Linked DNA regions of Homo sapiens: region 2 is linked to region 1. Evidence: chromatin loops called from intact Hi-C (ENCODE). Cell type or tissue: PC-3. All regions are shown on one strand.

What was found. A loop is a pair of places that touch in the nucleus more often than their neighbours do. Peaks named below come from ENCODE experiments on the same cell type or tissue, not always from the same donor. Only the 100,000 strongest peaks of a DNase experiment are listed, where the experiment ranks them.
Region 2: it touches region 1 in a loop (13-fold over the local background); 1 of 110 quality-filtered maps calls a loop at or near these places.

The regions. Positions count from the first base shown.
Region 1 is chr6:5,563,577-5,566,076 of GRCh38, reverse strand. The region is part of intron 5 of FARS2 (phenylalanyl-tRNA synthetase 2, mitochondrial); the gene reads right to left. Among named protein-coding and RNA genes, the nearest start is that of FARS2-AS1, 110 kb to the right of the region's middle. In PC-3, no CTCF peak of the experiment used is centred here; a DNase peak (open chromatin) is centred at 1,126; H3K27ac peaks cover 464 bases.
Region 2 is chr6:5,865,567-5,868,066 of GRCh38, reverse strand. The region is part of intron 1 of LOC124901251 (a long non-coding RNA gene); the gene reads right to left. Among named protein-coding and RNA genes, the nearest start is that of NRN1, 140 kb to the left of the region's middle. In PC-3, no CTCF peak of the experiment used is centred here; a DNase peak (open chromatin) is centred at 1,166; H3K4me3 peaks cover 1,151 bases; H3K27ac peaks cover 1,407 bases.

The DNA of each region.
Region 1 (2,500 bases):
GCATAGCAAGGAGCTCTTAAGACACTAATCTGCCCTTTAGTAAAAGGGTTATGAAAGGTTTGTAAAGATTTCACCTCATGGTCAAATTGGTTAGGATTAGATGGAATAATCCACACGGTTTCATGTAAACGAATTGGGGTTAACATTAATAAACTAATGCAAGGGTAAAATTTGGCTTTGCACAAAATTTTCATGTCACAGTAAAGGCTAATGAAAGGTTTTTTCCTTTTGAGTCATCATTTTGGCAAAATAATTTACGGCAATCTGGAAATTGTCCTTCATGATGCCTGGCTTTTTGGATAGTTCAGAAGGCCCCTGAAACATTCAGAAAAGAGGTAAACAGGATCATTTGAGATGTTTAGTCACATGAGATTGCCGAAATGATGTCCAATCTTCTTTAAGTTATATTTTGGTGAATAATACTAATATATGTTCCAAAATTGTATGGGATTTCTAAAATGCTAATGTCTAAGTATATGCTATCAATCATAATTAATGGTAAAGTTACTGTAAACCATGAAGATAAATAAACTTGTCAGTCATATTTTTAACTATAACTGTCCTGGAAATTTGTCATTCACAAACAATTGTTGTCTTGCTTTGTTCCTTCTCAAAAGACAGTTTATCATCAAGCTATATTAAGGACTTTAACAGGTGTTCTCAAATGCAGGTTTTTAATAGCTTTAAAGATTGTAATATTGAAATAAAGAAAGTACAGAGCTCATAAAAAACTGACATGTTGACAAATCTCAAGCAAAACAAAAGTTAACTAAATGGACTACACTCAGAAAGTGAAAGTAACCTTTTTAACTTTTGCTTGGAATACTGCTGATCCTTGTTTTGATTTTCAGCATCAAGGAAAGTTATTTTAAACTATTTATGGCCTTTAATAATTGAGTAAGGTATACTCCTGTAAACAAAATTTGGAGCATGTTTATTTTTCTCTGCCTGGTTCCTCTAGAATTTGGAAACTATCTGTGAGTACTCTTAACTTATGGCAATATAGTTGTTTGCATCAGTGCAGTAAGAATCCATTTTTCTTCATCAACAGGACACAACTGGAAAAACTGGTTATTTTACCAAGGCTTTGACTGAAAGTGTGTGTTTCCCTTTAAGGAATCAAGCGTGACAGGCAAAGCCAATTAAAAAAAGCCCCTTAGGAAGAACTGGCCTCATGCCTTGTCTGCACAGTCCCCGCACAGGATTCCTAACCTGTGGTCAGTAAAGAATGACACTTTCTAACAGGTCTGGAAGCTCCAAGTTTATCTTGGGACCTCGAGAGGATAGGCTCACCAAACACACAGGTATTAGAGGACACAAACCCATGGCTGGGCTTGGCTTTAGAAGTCTTATGTGAAATTCCTTGTGGAACAGTTTCATCAAAGTCAATCCAAAAGGTCTATGTAAAAATAACCATTCTTGCTGCACTTTATGCAAATAATCAGGTCAAGTTTAAGTCTAAAGTTTATTCATAACTAGTTTTTACCAAAAATGAGGACTGGAGAAAAAGATTTTGCTCCAAAGTTTATCTTACATTTGTCATTAAATCCTAGTCTCATTCATTGTTTTTAAGCTTTTTGCCTACATTTTAGACTAACTCTGCTTGATCCTGTGAATCAAGTGGTGATCTTCCGCAGCTTGGAAACAAACAAAAAAAAGGGATGGGTAACATAAAAATGTGAATCAATACGCTAGTTCTGGGCAATTATCTTGCAAATTCTGCCGGGTAATGAAAGTGAGTAAGGTGCCCATAACCCGGAGGTTTCTTTGTTTGGGAAAATAAAACCAAGGAACTTCATAGACCCCCAAAGGAGAATTCTATATCTTAGCAAGTAAAATTTTAGATGGAAATTACCTACCCACACCACACTTGTGGGAATTGCTGTCCTCACTCTACTATTTGCAACAGGGTTATACAGGGTAGCACCTTCTAACTGAAATATTGGACAGAGAGTTTCCATTGCTGTAGTATTTTGCTTAATTATTACCCTTACAGCAGGGATAATAGTTGACAAAAAGGAAGCATGAAAGTTTTACTATCACTGAGTCTGCTAGGACTTTTTATTGGGTTTAGTAATGCAGTTTTAAATGAAACATGCTGCTTTTGGATTAACACCTCTAGTAAAGTAGAAGAAAATCTACAGGTACTTAAAAATCAAGTCAAAATTGTTGACAGGCTCAGGGAAAATGCCGGCCTCAGCCCTGAGGGGCTACAATCTCTCTTTAATAAATTCCAGTCTTCTTTATGGAATTGGTTAACCCCTTTATTAAGCACTTTCTTGCTTATATATCTTGTATTGGTATTTGGACCCTGTATACTCCATACTATAACTCAAATTGTTTCTTCTCACCAAGAAGCAATCAAACTCCAAATGGTGCTGTAAGCTGAACCACACACACATGGACATGCCATTCTTCCAAGGATCCTTAGATCGACCCCAGGAGGAGCCCTAGCTACTGTTCCCCATTCGAAACCCCTTTTCAGCAGGAAGTAGCCAGA
Region 2 (2,500 bases), 300 kb before region 1:
ATAACTAAAACTTTATTTCCAATTCCCCATTTCCTTCTCCCCCCAGCTCCTAGGAACTGTATTCTCTGCTTCTGCTAGTTTGACTGTTTTAGGTACCTCATGTCAGTGGAATCATGCCGTATTTGTCCTTTTGTGACTGGCTTTTTCACTAACAACATGTCCTCAAAAGCCATTCATGGTGTCACATATTTTAGAATTTCCTTTTTTTAAAAAACTGGATAATATTCCATTGTACATATATACCACATTCTCTTTATCCATTCATCTATCAACGAACACTTAGGTTGTTTCCATGTCTTGGCTATTGTGACTGGTATTTCAATGAACATGGGATGCAGATATCTTTTTGAGATCCTGATCTCAATTTTGGGAGGTATATACCCAGAAGTGGGATTGCTAAATCATAAGGTAATTCTATGTATTTTTTTTGACGATACCATTTTCCACAGCAGCTACACCATTTTACATGCCCACTGACAGTGCAGAAGGGTTCCAGTTCCTCCACATCCTCGCAAGTGATTGTTCTTTGTATTCCCACACAGCCAGCATCTACTCATCTTCAGTGAGCTCCAGCTCATTGTTAGTAAGCAGCTTCACTTTTTGGAGCTGCATCTTAGCTTACATCTTTATAGTGCAGCTCTCTCCTGGAGGAGCCTAAGGCAAACCTTTCTTAGCTGCTCTTCCTGATTTGTATAATTTTCCATAATCCAACTGTTAAGGATTCATCCTAGGTTAAATGTAGTTGATTCTCTTAAAACAGGAATTTAAATCAAATTGAGTATTTTTTCACATATCCTACGTATAAGATAATTATAAACAGAAATGTGCTATGTCCTCAAGAGTCATTCGTGTTGTCACATATTGTAGAATTTCCTTCTTTAGATGTAAGTTTCCTTAGATGTATGCTAAGATGCAGGGTCAGAACAGACACATGTAAGAAAGCAGGCATCCTGATGGAATGATATGGTTGAAAGAGCTCATTCAAGAGCTCGCTGAGCACTTCCTACATGTTCAACATAGAGGTCATCTAAGAAAAACAGGACGTGGCTCCTGCCTGCAGTGGCACCTATCACAGTTAGGCAAACAACACCAGCTATTGCAGTGGAACAAAAGCAGATCGTATATGCTAAAGAGTGAAACTGAATACTCCCATAAACAGATGGGAAAAAATGTGGGCTGGATGACAGAAGTGCTGGGTGATTCACACATAACTGGTTGAACAAACATACCCAACAGGGCCTATTAATGAACAAATGTCAACAGATAGTGAGGTCTCTATTGGCTCTACCCTCACTGCAGACTTGTCCGACATTTTGATAAATGATTTGGATAAGAAGAGTAACAGTATAATTGATCGAGTCTGTGATATCATGAAACTGAAAGTGATAGTAAACACACTGAATAATAGAAGCAGAATCCTAGAAGCCTACAGTATTGGTCTGTTCTGCCAGCATGGTGAGTGGGGTGGTGTGTCCCAACAAAGTGAGGAGACACACTTCTGACCAGCACTGCACTGACCACACCTAAGGCGGCCCTTCTAGGGCAACTCACTCAAACGGAGAATTTTCAATTAGATCAGATTCTGGAAAGAGTGACCAGGAGAACATGCCTTGAGACCAGTGTAACTGAGGGGAGAATAGGCAATCTAGCATAGGGAAGATAGCCTATGGTCAGTTGTCATTTCCATATGTTTAAAAAAATAGACATGAAATAGGACTTCAGCTTATTTGATGTCATTTCACAAGGCTGAACCTCACAGATTTTGACTTTATAGCATAAGCCTTTCAAAGAGAAAGAAAAAGAGTATTGATTTAGTACCTATCCAGTGCCAGAAACTGTACTTGGCATTTTACATCCTCCTTCTAGCAATCAAATAAGATATAAATTATTATCCCATTTTACATACTATTCCATTTATCTATTGCTGAATAACAAACTTCTACAAAACTTAGTACCTTAAGACAACAATTGATTATTCTTATACCTCATCGTTTTGTGGGCTAGGAATGTGGACAGGATGGAGGAAGAATAACTTCTGTCTCTCCCATGGTGTCTGGAGCCTCCTCTGGAATGTCTTGGCTATTTAAGTAACCTTCTGTATTTCTCTGCCCAGCCTCTTCACCTGTGGGCTTCCTCACAACATGGCAGACTTAGGGTAGAAGTTCTTACTTAGTAACTCAGGGCTCCAGAAGAATGAGGCAGATGCTGTCACTCCTCTTAGGTCTAAGCCTGGAACCAGAGCAGCATCATTTCCTCTGTGCTCCAGTGGCTGGGGGTAGTCACAGGGCCAGCCCACATTCAAGATGAGGGAATAAAAACAACATCAAAATGGTTCGTGACCATTTTAAATTCATCACACAGATGAGGAAGTACAGGAAGGTGGGAAGTGGCAGAGCCAGGACTCGAGCTACATCTGACCAACTGTCATTTCCTTCCCCACTCTCATTACCCTCAGTAACACATCCGTGTGTGTGGGCTCAAGGGTCTCCTCTAAGATAAC